Regions from separate parts of the Homo sapiens genome. Here region 2 is linked to region 1. A link is an interaction called in ENCODE POLR2A ChIA-PET data of the cell type or tissue named here. Cell type or tissue: PC-9. All regions are shown on one strand. Each heading gives the region's core, and the rest is flanking DNA. Links, peaks and the distances in the headings are about the cores only.

The links. ChIA-PET counts read pairs that join two places held together with the same protein. Peaks named below come from ENCODE experiments on the same cell type or tissue, not always from the same donor. Only the 100,000 strongest peaks of a DNase experiment are listed, where the experiment ranks them.
Region 2: POLR2A ChIA-PET joins it to region 1 with 8 read pairs; 4 of 35 experiments call an interaction of 5 or more read pairs at or near these places.

Annotation. Positions count from the first base shown.
Region 1 is chr12:52,188,720-52,196,087 of GRCh38, reverse strand. KRT80 (keratin 80) reads left to right here and starts at 4,074. Exons shown (of 9, transcript NM_182507.3): 1 at 4,074-4,485. The coding sequence starts at 4,186. In PC-9, for the core only: no CTCF peak of the experiment used is centred there; DNase peaks (open chromatin) are centred at 1,837, 3,717, 4,047 and 5,037; H3K4me3 peaks cover 2,359 bases; H3K27ac peaks cover 4,028 bases.
Region 2 is chr12:52,334,318-52,341,685 of GRCh38, reverse strand. No RefSeq gene overlaps it. Among named protein-coding and RNA genes, the nearest start is that of KRT83, 17 kb to the right of the region's middle. In PC-9, for the core only: no CTCF peak of the experiment used is centred there; a DNase peak (open chromatin) is centred at 4,455; H3K27ac peaks cover 977 bases.

The sequences.
Region 1 (7,368 bases), core at 1,155-6,154:
AAAAAAGAACTTCTGTCTCAAAAAAAAAAAAAAAAAAGAACTTCTAACCACATAGCCACAGTCTGCCAAAGACCCTCAGCCCCCAGCCTAGGTCCTCCCACTCCCAGGACTTGGACCCTGGATCAGCCCTGCTCAAAGGGAATATCCAGAGAATAAAGGCCAGGAGTTGCTAACTTCATAAGGGAGATGGCACTGACCCAGATCACGACCATAGGTGGGGACATGCATTTAGGGGAGAAGATGAAAGATTGACAGAAACTTGAGCAGGCTCATGTGGGAAGGCTTCTTGGAGGAGTGGCCCTCCTTCCCATCATGTCCTGCAGTGATACAAAGATTTTCCCCTGTAGATTCCAAACCCTTTGCTGGCTCCCCTGCCCAGAGAGTCCCTGTCTGTCTCCCCAAGAGTCAAATCCTGCCCCAGAGCCTGACCCAGGCTAGGATGTGCCCATTGGAACATTCACCCAACAACTATGTCTTGCCATCCAGCATTTCCAGAGACCTGATGCTCCACAGGCCAGGAGGCCTCAGGCCAAATGGGGAGCAAGGCAAAGAGGAGGCGCTGAAACTATGACACAGGGATGCCATTCTCATAAGGACATCCAACTGGGCTGCAAGGACACAAACCCTGTTCCCTCTGCCCCCACCCAGGGCCGAAAGGAGGAGCTCCAGGCCAGGACTCTGAGTGGGCAGGTGACTCCGAGAGGGACAGACAGACAGTAAGATAAGTGAGAGAGAGCATGACAATCGAAAACACAGAGGAGGCGGATGAGAATGCGAAGGAGACAGACCACAGGTTGGGTGGGAGTGACGTGGAGAAGGAAATGGGAGGAGGAGAGAGAAAAAACAAGAAAACTCCCCCTCACTTCAAGACCAGTTCCAGGAGGCTCTGGCAGCCCAGCCTAAGCCTCTTCCCCATTCCTCGCCTCTAGCCAGCCCAGCCCCTCCTCTGCTCTTTCTCTGCCTCCTGGATCATCAGGATTGTGTCCTGTTACCAGTGACAGGGGACTGGGGTAAAGGGGATAGACTCAAGAGGCAGGAAAGGGAGATGTAGATTCCTGTCCCTGGACCATGTAAGGACTAGAAGAGCAGGGTTCCGGAGTCCCAGAGGGTACAGGATGTCCAGGTGTTATTTCTAGCGGGGGTTGTCCAAGCCCATCCTCACCTGAAGCCCCAAGCAGGTTTGTTTATTTGTACATCCAGGAGGGAGTTGGAGACTGCTTGGGTACCCAAACATCCTCAGAGAGACGGAAACCTTCCCCCACTTTCCATCTCCCACCTCCCAACCCCTGCCAGGCCTCCTGCTTCCCTGGGTGGGGGTCCAAGCCCCCAGGTGGTTCAGGCTCTGTACCAAGGCCAGGAGAGGGTGATGTCAGGCCCTCTGGCCTAGCTGGGACAGAGAGCCCTGCTCAGAGAGTGCAGCCTGGACCAGGACCCCCAGGGATGCCAGTTCCAGAGTAAAGGGAGTAGAGCTCCTCACTCCAACTGTCCAGGTTCCCATCCATCATAACTGGGTGACCTTAGACTAGGCACTCAAGCCCTCTGAGCTTCCTCCTCTGTCAATTGGAGTGATGAGAATTAAAGCATCCACCTCAAGTGGTGGTTGTCAGGAGGATTGAAGATGAGCTGGGGGAGGAAAGGAGACGGGGTGAGGAGGGGAGAGGGAGGAGGTAGGGCTGGGCTGTTTGTGGAGTTTTGTTTATTTGGGGCTTTTTTGTGGCTGTTCCTGTTTGGCAGCCACAGCAGTGACAGTCAAAGACATCTCTACTGACTGCACCCAAGGAAGACTGTCCGGCCAGAAAGGAAGCAACAGGCAAGCCCCACATACCTCCCCCAGCCCAGAGCCCCAGGCTAGCATGCCTTCCATTGCTCCAGGGAGGTGAAGACATCCGAAAGCAAAGCCCCCTGGTGTGGGGCCCAAGAGGCAAGCCCTGCAAAGCCAGCCTAGGAGCCAGGGACTTGGCAATTAACCAAGACCTGTCAACTCTCAGGAGCTGACTGAGGCCAAAGGAAGGAAGCAAGAAATAGATTTAAGTCATGCACAGGCACTTGGGAGAAAAAAGCGTTCGGCTCCGAGAGAATTAGGTGGCGGGGCTGCCCTAAACTGCACCCCAGACAGTAAGAAGGCAGCTTCCTTCTCTAACCCGCTACCCTTTCTAGGGGTCCTAAAACTTAGAGGCTCAGATTAAAGAGCTCCTCACCCCAACTGTCCAGGTTCCCATCCATCATAATCGTGTGGCCTTAGACTAGACACTCCAGCCCCCTGAGCCTCCTCCTCTGTCATTTGGAGTGATGAGAATTAAAGTGTCCACCTCAAGTGGTGGTTGTCAGGATTGAGGAGCTAATTCCTGCAAAGCATCTGGGACATATCTGATGTATCAGCTGTTATTCTGGCCTTGGCAGAGCCCAGACGCCACTGCTGCCCCCTCCCTTCCCCACAGAGTACACAGGGGTGACGGGTGGGGGGCAAGGTGCTGTGCTTGACCACATGCCATTCGGATGCCAGGCCAGAGTGAGGACGGTGGGAGGCCAAGGTGGCCCCACACGTGGGTGTTGAGTGGGGAGCGTGGCGCACGTCAGTCACCCACCAGTGCCTCGCTACCCTACCCGGCACCAGATCCTGGGATCAGGCTTAGGATGGACCCGTGGCCTCTAGACAGGGTCCTGTGCCCTTGTGAGCCAGAAGTGCCTAGTGTGTGAAAAAGATGTCTGCCCTGGAGGTGGAGGCCCAGGGTCCGCGATGTGACTGGCAAATGGTTCTCCCCGCTCAGGGGCTCTCTCTTCCTCTGGGCCCAGAGGGGGCTGCTACCCCTTCTATCTCTGACCATCTGTGACTCTCCCAGACACACTCCTCTCTCTGCTCTGGCCCCTGCCACCCAGAGCAGGATTGAGCCAGGTCCAGGAAAGACATGCAGATCCAGCCACCAGGGCCAGAACATCAGGACCACCAGGCCAGGAAAGGAGACGCAGGGCTGGGAGAGCTGGTAACCCCCTGGGGTGGGAGAGTGGGGTCTCAGGAACTGTGGAAAGGTAGGCATTGCCCTGGGCCAGGTGGGCCTCTGCCGCCCTGTCAGAGGCTCTGTGGGGGCAAAATGGGGTCTTTTCTATTTCTACTTCACAGATGGTGTAAAAGAGGTCAAAGGAGGCAGAGAAGAGAAAGAAGAGTGGGGAGGAAAGAGTGTGAGGAAGGCAGGGATTCTCATTGCCCCAGAGCAGAGCTGCATTCAGCCATACCCATCGCCCCTGCTAGACTCAGCACCCGGAAGGCAGTACCACTGATTGAGGCCAACTTTGTCCCCTGTCCTCTACCAAGTGCTTTGTACATGCTACCTCCTGTGAGGTGGGTGTTTTCATCCCCACTTTACAAATGAAGACAAAAGTCAAGTAACGTGCCTGAGGTCACATGAGTGGTGAGCAGTCCAGCTGAGTCTTGAACCAGGTCTCACATTTCCAATGCTGAGAGCTCCTTGGCCTTGACCGTCTATGTCCTCCCAGCCTCTGAGACAGTAGGGTGTACATAGTAGGTCCTCAATCAATGCTAGTTAAAGTGAAGGAAGGAAGGAAGGGAGAGGGGGTAGAAGGAAGGGGGAAGATAAGCCAGGGAGACTCTTTGGCAGCCAGAAAATAAATAATAAGTGCTGTTTTCCAGTGCCAGGCTGGCACGGTGCCCAGGATAGCTGCCCTACACTCGGGAGCTCAAGGCCTATGCTTGACTCATCTTTTCCAGAAGTATGTGAGCCCAGATACGTCAGCCTTCAAGTATGCAGTGAGGTCTGCGGTGAGGCGCTCTCTCTTCTCTCCTGCCCCCTTGAATGGCCTTCCTTTTGCCAACTCCCCACCCCCAACCCACCCGGCCAGTCCAGCCTTGGCCCCCTCCCCAGAGCTAGGCCTGCTTTCTTTGGGGCAGGGGGCTGTGGACCAGCCCCCTAAGCAATGCAGATACCTGTTGGGAGGGAGACCTACATGCTGCTGGGGGAGGGGCGGGAGCACCCACATCATCCAACAGGTTGGTCAGGCTGGGAGGCGTCCCGCCCTCCTGCAGCTAATGAGCACTGTGCAACAGGTGTCTGCTCCTCAGTCCCCAGCCCGCCCCAGCTGTGACCAGAGCAACCAGAGCCTGCCACCCGACGCAACCCCAGGCTCACTCGCTCACCCCCCTGGGCCCTCCTGCTTCCGGCCGGGGGCACCATGGCCTGCCGCTCCTGCGTGGTTGGCTTCAGCAGCCTCAGCAGCTGTGAGGTGACCCCGGTGGGCAGCCCCCGGCCTGGAACCTCAGGATGGGACAGCTGCAGGGCCCCCGGGCCGGGCTTCAGCTCCCGCAGCCTCACAGGCTGCTGGTCGGCTGGCACTATCTCCAAGGTGACTGTGAACCCCGGCCTGCTGGTGCCCCTGGATGTCAAGTTGGACCCCGCTGTTCAGCAGCTGAAGAACCAGGAGAAGGAGGAGATGAAGGCCCTCAATGATAAATTTGCCTCCCTAATTGGCAAGGTGAGCACAAGTAGGGGGTCCCAAACATGAAGGGCTGCCAGGCCTGGGCCGGTAGCTGAGCTCTGTGTTTCCCTGAGCATCGATCACCGCGCCCCACCCCTGCACCCAGCCAATGGGGAGATGGCACTGCTAACCCGACAGGCTAGCTCTGAGCAGAGGCTGGGGGAGGGAAGTCCCTGATCCATCCTGGCATGTGGGGAGAAAGGGACCCCAGGATGGCCTTTGAGGGATGTGTTGATAATAACATGCTGCATGACCTGGGGTCACCCACCACCCAGGCAGGGACTGGGGAGGACCACCTAGTGTGGCCAGGGGTGCCCTCTCGCAGGAATGGCTGATGGAGGCATGCTCTGCGGTCCTACTCTGAGGCAAGTGGACAGGGGAGATGGCCTCCCAGGCACCACGCTCCTGTTTATCCCTCAAGCCTCTGGTCCCACAGCATCTCTCTCAGCTGCCCCAGTCAGAAAAGCCAGCAGGGTGGAGGGTGAGTGCGGGGCTGCTGGAAGGAGGTTGCTGCCCAGACTGCTGCAAGTGAGGGTGCAGCTCAGGTGTCAGGAGATAGGAATGCAGGGGACGATGCCTCGAGTCAGAACAGGGAAGCCAGTTGGGCCTTCCTGCACCCTGCGCCCCTCCTGACTGCGGGAGGTGCATCCTCAGCATCACAACCACACTTCCTAGACTCCACTACCCATGGCCTGCAACAGGTCTGGGGCACTCGTGTCCACCTCTGCTCCCAGGGCAAGGGAGCTCCCAAGGAAGTTATCCACTTCCCAAATCTGTTCTTTACTCATCTTCTCCAAGAAACTCCTCCTGACTCTGCACCCTCCTGCACCCTCAAGAATAATCATGATAGTGCCAGCTGCCATTGGTTAATTGCTTACTATGTGCCAGGCACTGTGCTGATGCTTTTCAGGTTTATCTGTATTTCTCTCAACAACCTTATGGGAGAAGACAATTTTATGTCCATTTCACAGATAAGGAAAACTGTACATTTCTGAACCTGCCAGTAAACCAGAGGTCCAGCCTTCAGCCCCTGGCTCAGTCCTTGTCTGCTCTTGGCCTCTGATTCTGTGTTCCTCTGCATGTTGCTGGTCTCCCCCATGAGGTGGGAGCTCACAGAGAGGGGCAGAGGGAAGAAAGTAACATGCATTGAGCATCTACTTATGCCTTGCCCTCTGGAGGAACATTGCAAATGCAATGAAATTCAAGCCACACTGCCACCCTGCAGTGGCTGTTATTTTCCCAACTGTGCAGATGAGGAAACTGAGGACCAGCAAGGCTAAGTGCCTTGCCCAAGATCACACAACCAGCAAATGGTAGTCTGGATTTGAACTCAGGTCTGTTGAGACACGAAGTCAGTGGTCTCTGTGGTGGGAATCTTTTCTTTCCTTCTTCCATTCATGTGCCTAGACCAGAGTTTCATCATCCACACCTGGGGTACCCCTGGGTACCCAGAGGGGAAGGACCACAGTCCACTGAGGCAGAGCATCCCTTCCCCCAGCCCTAACTGCACAGAGCCTTGCATTGCTGAGCTGGTTCTCCCTCTAAGAGCAGCCCAGCTGCCCTGGGGAGGCAGGTCCCTAAAGAGCCACCTCCTGACCAAACCCAGTTTAATCCCTTAGAAGGAATGCTTCACTGAGCTATGGAATTTGGCTCAGATGGGTGGTTTTCTCCCTCAAACGCCAGCACTGATATCACCCTGTGCCCCTGCCATGGGGATGGGAGGATATAAGCACAGGGAAGAGGCCCTCAGGGTTGGGGTCCTGTGCCCAGAGACCAGGGCAATGCCCTTGAAGTTCTTTAGCAGAATTGGAGCCTCCCAACCCTTAGCCTTGACCTTGAGATGGGGTGCCCTTCAGGGTGGGACACAGGGAGCTGTGGGTACTGGCCGTTTGGGGGCCCTGGTTGCAGGGCCCCAAGGGGCCCCAGCTGACCCTTCAACTCTGCAAAGATCTGTTAGCCCCACCCTCCTTGCCTCCTTGTGGAGGCTGTGAGGGCCCACATGGAAGCAGGAAGTGGTTAAGATGTGAAATCTGGAGCAGCATTGTGGGGTTTAAATCCCGGTCCACTACTGACCAGCTGTGTTGTCTCAGGCAGGTTATTTAACCTCTCTGTGCCTCAGCACACATTAGGTTAGCAGGCTCATTAGAATCAAATGGGAGAATTTTTGAAAAGAATTTAGAACATATCTGGTATATATTAAGTATATTATAACTGTTAAATAAAAAATGAAATAAATGGGCCTGGCCCAGGGAGCAGCTAGAACCCAGTTAGCCCCTTCCAGGCAGGAGCCTGGAGAGCAGGTGGGGAGAGGCTCCCTGCCGGATAGAGGAGTGAAGGGACTCATGGGCAGGAGGTACGGCGCAGGGCTGTTGAGCAATTATGGACCCAGAGGAAGGCCCAGGGGTGAGACGCCATGACCAGTGGGTGGGGGCTCTGGGTAAAGAGAGGAGAGGGGTGGGGGCCCTCTGAGGAACTGAGAGGAACCTGGGAGCACTCAGGAGGAGCAGAGACTCTCAGGAGGTGGTAGAGGCCCTGGAACACTGTGGTTTCTTCCACTTGCTGGCTGCGTTTTCCTGGGCAAGTCATTTACCCTCTCTGCGCCCCAGATTCCACTGCTCTGCTCTGCCGGTGGTCCTGAGCTCGTCCCAGTGGAAGGACTGGTAAGGCAACAGTCATGAGATGAAGGGGGATGAGGAGAAGCAGTAGCAGCAGGAGAGGCCAGGGGAGGCAGGGAGGGCGCAAGGCCGACCTCCAGCAGAGGCTGCTGGCTGGGCTTCTTGCCTTCACGCACACACAGACAACAGAGGGGATGGAGAGAGAGGCAAGAGGCAGGACTGCCTGAGCTCATCCTGGGGAGGCTGTAGAGAGGGAACCTATGAG
Region 2 (7,368 bases), core at 1,473-6,472, 150 kb before region 1:
CTATCATCGGGTTCCAAGTCCCTTTCCCCTTCCTAAGCCACAGTCCCAGGAAACAGCTCACAGACCCACCTTGTCAATGAAGGCAGCAAACTTGTTGAGACACCTGATGTGCTCCTTCTCCTCATGCTTCACACACTGGGCATTGGGGTCGATCTCTAGGTTGAGGGGCATGAGGAGGCTCTCGTTGATGGTAACAGATGTGATGCGGGGTGGGCTGGGCCTGCAAAGGCCCCCTGCCCAGTAGCCAAACCTGCCCCTGCTGTGTAGGGGCCATCTACAACTCACCGCGATCCGGGGAGACCCCACCGTACACAGGCTCTGACTGCCAAAGCCTCCGAGGCGCCTGGAGCCTAGCCCCCCAGGGCTGACCCCATGATGGGCCATGGCACTGACACAGCTGTGATACCCAGGCTTGGGCACAGTGGCAGAGCGGGAGCTGAAGTTCTTGACCCCGCAGCCAGAGCTGATGTGGCAGGATTGGCTCGCCATGCCTCTGTTCTGCGGGACAGTCCCCTGGACTGAGGATTGAAGGATGACACGGTCTCACATGGGAGGCCTGTTACTGCTCCTGCCTTTTATTGGGCAGGGGACAGGCCTCCTGACAACATAAAGGCAGAGAACATTATTAATGCCATTTATGAGCATAGGAATCTCCCGCTAGGCAGAACGCAAGGGAAACTGCAACCTGCCTCTTTTAATAGGCATATCAAAGAGACCCTGCTTCCCAATAAACCTGCCCTTGCCATTCCAACCTCACAGGCCTAGACATATCTATCAAGCCCCTAATTCCCCTCCAACCTGTGAGAGGACCAGGAATCATCATCCCACCAGTCAAGTCGAGGCTTGAGCCAGCACATTCTTGAAACTCCAAGCTATGTCCCACGAGGTTTCCACCAAGCCCATCCTTTCAGGTTAGGCACTTGTGGTTCAGACCCTTCAAGCCTTTCCCTATGATTGCTATTAGCTACAATTCGTCTTATAGGGTGGCCATTGGACTTTGTGTTGCTCCTCTTGAAGGCAGAAGTCATGTCTGTTCACCTTTATATCCCCTCTGGCAACTAGTAAATACCAGGTCCCCAGGCAGCCTTGGTTGAAATGAATGGACTGGACTCAGGAGGGAGGGGCCAACGTCTGCAGAGCATCTTTATCTAGTCCACAAACACTGACTGACCCTCCACTATGTGCCAGGCCTGGTCACTGGCCTCAGGAGCCGGCCTGGAGCAGGTGCCTTCATTTGGCAGGTAAGGTCCCACCAGAACAGGCCCTCAACTACAGGCTGGGGGAAATAAAGCTAGGTGGACAGTTTGCCTTTGAAGAACCTGACCTCACTGAAGAAACAGAGGCAGGGAAGAGTCACAGCCAGAGAAGGAAAGATGACCAGGTAAGGGGCACAGATAGCATGTTCTTAGCCTTCCTAGGAAGGTCACTTATAGCTGGCCAGAGGGTCACAGAAGAGGCAAGACCGAAGTCAGGTCCCAGAGGATGGCAACTCTTCAGGGAGAACAGAGGCGGGGGTGCAGAGTCTCCAGGCAGAGCACAAACCTAATTCCCAGAGAAATAAACCAGTGCATGAGATCCTTCACAAAGCAGGGCCCTCGGCCAGGGACAGCCCACCCCTGCCTCCCACCCCATCCTATAGGGCACTTTCTGTGTCACACCAAGAACAGGATGGAAATGGGACTGCCTTTTTATACAGCACAGCAGCAGTCTTGAGGCAATTATGCCAAACCGCCTCAGCCCCAGGCCCTTGAGTAGAGCTCTCTGTGCATGAAAACAAGAATAAAAAACAATCTTCTGGAGCTCTCTCTCAGAGAAGCAGGCTTGAACAAGGGGCACTAGAAAAGAGCCAAACACCACAGGAAAGAGTAGGAGTCTTCCTGGTCTTTTTCTTTCACATGCGTGCACACGCATACACATATACATGCACACACATGCATGCATGCACACATTCCTCACAAGAGAAAGACACAGAGGACAGAGTCACAAGCTAGGAGCAGAGCGTAAGGATGGACGCAGAGGGAGCAGGTTCCAGCCCAGCCCCAGGAAGCATCAGTCTGAGATGAGGGCCTTGTTTCTGCACCTGCAGCACAGAGCTCCAAGGGGAACCAAGACAACAGAGGAGGCCTGGGGAGGCACCCTCACCACTTGCTGGCCACAGAAGGACAACTCCCACACTAACCCTAACCCATGGGGAAGAGTTGAGTGTGTCTGAAGGTGAGAGGGTTCCTCCATGGTGGACACACTAAACAAGGGAAGCAAAATAGAAACCAGAGTTCAAAGCTGATGCTCTGGAGGGGCCTGTCTCGTGCTGGTCTCTATTTGTTTCTTTCAGTCAACCAGCATTTACTGAGCACCCACTATATGCCAGGCACCTTTAGATAAACTGGGAATATACCAGTAAATAAAATAGACAAAAACACATATTTTTGTGGGTTCACATTACAGTGGGAGAGACAAATTGTAAACTTAGATAAATAAATTATATGTTGGATGGCGATAAGTGTTACAGAAAGAAGAAAGAAACCGGCTAAGGGAAATCAGGAGAGCTGGAAGAAAGAGTGGGTACAATTTTGGCTGTGGTTATTGTAAGCTCCACTGAGAAGGGGACATTTGGACAAAGGTTTTAAGGGGGTAAGGGCAAGCCACATGTGCCGAGGAAAGAGCTTGTGCAAAGACCCACAGTGGGAACAAACAGGCCTGGTGTTCCCACCAAGAGCAAGGAGGCTGGTGTGGTTTTTGCAGTGAGAGTGAGGGAGTGAGTATGGGCATGGTCAGAGAGATACAGCGATGAGGAGTCTCCACACAGGTCATGGAAGGCCAGTGAGCTGTTGTAAGGACATCTGTTCCCACACAGAGTGCGGTGTAGAGCCTTGGAAGGTTTTGTGCACAGGACTGACATGACCCGACTTGTTTAAATGATCACTCTGACAGCTGCCTGGGAAACAGACTGTAGGCGACATGACAGTGAAAGGAGGGAGAAGGGTCAATCCTAGGAGATGGCAGAGGCTCCTGCCAGGGAGAAGGGTATGAGAATCCCTGGAGGGCGTGAGAGGTGGCCAGCTATGGATAGAATTTGAGGAAAGAGCCAACTAGATTTCTTGACTCACTGGATTTGAGATGTGAGCCAGGGGGAAGAGTCAAGAACGCCTCCACACTTTCTGGTAGGTTAAACTTGTCTCTGCAACAAAGATAAGCAGTAGCACACTGAGACAAATGCCAAGGCGAGTGCCCCAAATGCTCAATGCTCATCGTGGCTTTGCTGACTCGTGCAGCCTGGCACAAGTCACCTACCCTCTCTGGTCCCCAGTGTTCTCAACTGTACAAGCAAGAGTTGGACCGGCTGACTTCAACATTTCCTAAGGAAGCCATGCAGTCTCCTTTTTGTTGGAAATCCTTGAGAGTCACCTTGGCATTTGTCCTCTTTCCAGGCTTAAGAACCAAGAGATCACTATCTATCCAACCTCAGAGCCCCCGTCTTGTTCCCTAAGTACCAAGATTTCTTTTTTGTTTTGTTTGTTTGTTTTGTGCGTGTGCTTACATTTTCAACCCAGTCTGATTGAGGAATAATTGTCATACAAAAAGCTATACACATTTAATCTATACAACTTAATGAGTTTGGAGATGTGTACACACTAGTGAAACAGTCACCATAATCTACGCGATAAATCTATCCATCACCTCCAAAAGTTTCCTTCTACCCTGTTTATTTATTTATTATGTGATAAGAACACTTAACATAAGATCTACCTGCTGAGCAAATTTTTAAGTATACAATACAATATTTTTAACTATGGCACTATGCTGTATAGTAGATCTCTCAGACCTATTCATCTTATATAACCAGCACTTTTTATAGTTATACTGTTCTATTTTGAGCTGATAACTTCAATCACATGCAAAAACTCTATACTTGTACTCCCTCTCCCCAACACTTTATGTCAGGATTCACTTCTTTTTATATTGTGTATCCATTAACCAATTTTATGGTCATAGGTTATTCCTCATACTTTTGTCTCTTAACTTTTATGCTAGAGCTAAAAGTGATTTACATATTACCAATGCAATATTATATTATTCTGAATTTGTCTATATATTTATGTTTACCAGTAAAATTTATATTTTTCTGTACTTTCAGGTTGCTGTTTAGCATCCTCTTGTTTCAATTTGAAGAACTCCCTTTAGTACTTATAAGGCAGGGCTAGTGATAAACTCCCTCAGCTTTTGTTTGTCTGAGAAAGTATTTATCTTTCCTTTATTTTTAAAAGACAATTTTGCCAAATATAGTACTTTTTGGTTGGTGGCAAAGTAAAAACTTTTGCTTGGAGCAAAGTAAAAACTTTGCACACTTTGAGTATATCATCCCACTTTTTCTAGCTTGCAAAGTTTCTGCTGAGAAATCTGCTAATAGTCTTGGGCAGTGAGGAGGAAATTTTCCTTGAAAGTGATGAGTCATTTTTCTCTTGCTACTTTCAAAATTATCTTTTTGTCTTTGACTTTTGACAATTTAATTATAACGTGTCTCAGTGTAGACCTCTCCAGGTTCAACTATTTAGGGTCCTTTGGGCTTTATGAATCTGGATGTCCATTTCCTTCCCCACATTTGGAAAATTTTCAGCCATTATTTATTTCAATAAATCTTTTGTACATTTTCTCTTTTCTTTCTAAAACTCCTATGATGCATATATTGGTTTGTTTATGGTGTCCTGTAAAAATACCAGAGTTTTTGTCACTCTTTTTTTTTTCTTTTTCTTTCGTTCCTCTGACTGGCTAGCTTCAAATGACCTGTCTTTGATCTTGTTGATTCTTTCTTCTGCTTGATTGCATAGGTTGGTGAAGCTCTCTACTGAATTTTTCAGTTCAGTAACTGTCCTTCAACTCCAGAAATTCTGTTTGGTTCTTTTTTGTGGTTTCTATCTCTTCCTTGAACTTCTCATTTTATTCATGTGTTGCTTTCCTAATTTGCTTAGTTGTCTATCTGTGTTCTCTTATCATTAACCAAACTTCTTTAAAACTATTATTTTGGGCCAGGCACGGTGGCCCACACCTGTAATCCCAGCACTTTGGGAGGCTGAGGCAGGTGGATCACCTGAGGTCAGGAGTTCAAGACCAGCCTGACCAACATGATGAAACCCTGTCTCTACTAAAAATACAAAAATAAGCTGGGTGTGGTGGTGGGCACCTGTAATCCCAGCTACTCGGGAGACTGAGGCAGGAGAATCACTTGAACCTGGGAGGTGGAGGTTGCAGTGAGCTGAGATTGTACCATTGCACTCCAGCCTGGGTGACAGAGCAAGACTCCGTCTCAACAACAACAACAACAACAACAACAACAACAACAAAAAAAAAAAAAAAAAAAAAAAAAAAAAAAAAAACCATTATTTTGAATTCTTTGTCAAGCAGATCATAGATCTTCATTTCATTAAGATCAGTTACTGGGGCTTCATTTTCTTCCTTTGATGACATCATGTTTCTCTGATTTTTCATTATCTTTGTAGCCTTACATTGATGTCTGTGCATTTGAAGAAGCCGTCACCTCTTCCAGTCTTTTTAGGCTGGCTTTGGCAGGGAAAGCCCTTCAGCAGTCACCCCAGTCAGCAATCTGGGTGGGCCTGGTGCCAGAGTCTACAGGAGGGTGTGCTCAGTGCCAGGGTCCTCAGACAAGTGGGCCTGGTGCTAGGGTCCAGAATCCATAAACAGACCTGGTGACGGGGTCCTCAGGTGGGGCTAGTGCTGGGGTCCACAGACTGGCAGGTTTGGTGTCAAGGCCCATAGGTAGGCCCAGTGCCAGGGTTTGTGGGCAGATAGGCTTGGTGCCAGGGTCTGCAGCTGAGCGGGCCTGGTGCCAGGATCTGGGATCATCAGTGGGGCCTGGTGCCAGGATCTACAGATGGACCTAATGCCAGGGGCCAGAGTCTATGGTTATATGGGCTTAATGCCAGGGTTTGTAGAAAAGTCAGAAGTTCACTTCACTCTCCCTTTCACAGCAGAACTCTCAGGCTGAGAGGATCTCTCTCTCTCTCCCTCTCTCTCCCTCTCTTTGCTCTCTGCATTGTGCTATGTAAGCTTGGGGGAGGGGTGACATCGGTAAAAAGAAGCTGTCCTTCTTACCCTTTTTCAATACACGTTACATCTTTTCTTATTTCTTTGCCCTACACAGGTGCTATAAACTCTCACCTGGATTCTAGAGCTCTCATAAAGATATTTTTGCCCATAGAAGGTTGTTAAATTGGTATTTCTCCGGGGACATCAAGGGCTGGAACTATCCCACTATCTTGCTGACATCACTCTCCCAATATTTCTTGTAGTTGTTCTCCATCATTTCTACACGTTTTTTGGTCCCCCGAATGTGATATTATCTGAGCCCTAGGCCTCTAAGCCATCAAGATGAAGCCTCAGTGTCATGCCTTTGACCTCTAGCTCACCAAATGACATTCTCCTGCTTTTCAAGAGTGACCATTTTCACTCTGATGAGGAAGAAAGAAGCAAATTAGGCCCCGAGTGCTTTCCTTTGCTTCTTCTATTTGCTAATGTCACACTCTCTTCCTCAACCAATAGATCTGTTCCTCACCTTGTGCCCCATTCCTCACCTGTGCATCCCTGAGCTGCTTCTGGTTTCAAGAATTACTTGCAGAAAATAAAAGCCAACTTACTTTGTTGTCTTTGAAATTGATATTATGTAGCCTGCCTTCAGGCTGTTATAAAGGTAGCCTTTTAAAATCTGGGTTCAGGCCAGGCACAGTGGCTCACACCTGTAATCCTAGCACTTTGGGAGGCCGAGGTGGGTGGATCACTTGAGGTCGGGAGTTTGAGACCAGCCTGACCAACATGGAGAAACCCCATCTCTACTAAAAATACAAAAAAATTAGCCGGGTGTGGTGGCGCATGCCTATAATCCCAGCTACGGGAGGCTGAGGCAGGAGAATTGCTTGAACCCGGGAGGCAGAGGTTGTGGTGAGCCGAGATTGCACCATTGCACTCCAGCCTGGGCAACAAAAATGAAACTCCATCTTAAAAAAAAAAAAATCTGGGTTCAAATATCTCTTTCTTTAGCAACATTGATTTCTTTACATGCCTAGCTCCTTCCTTTTTCATTAAAATTATTTATGAAAATACTTGCAGAATTTTATTTTATATTTCTTCCTCTTCCTAGGGTCTCTTACTATGTGTCATACCAATAATTTCTTGAAATTTAATTATAAAACATACTTTTCTAGAGTTACGGTCCAAAAATGTTCTTCCATTGCTGTGATGGAAAAGCAAAGAACAAGGTTTCTTTCTCTTAGGTTTATTTATTGTCATATCAGCAATTAGAGCTTTTTGGACCAGGAAAGCACTTAGTCTCATGGATTCCTCTGCCCTCTGGGAGAT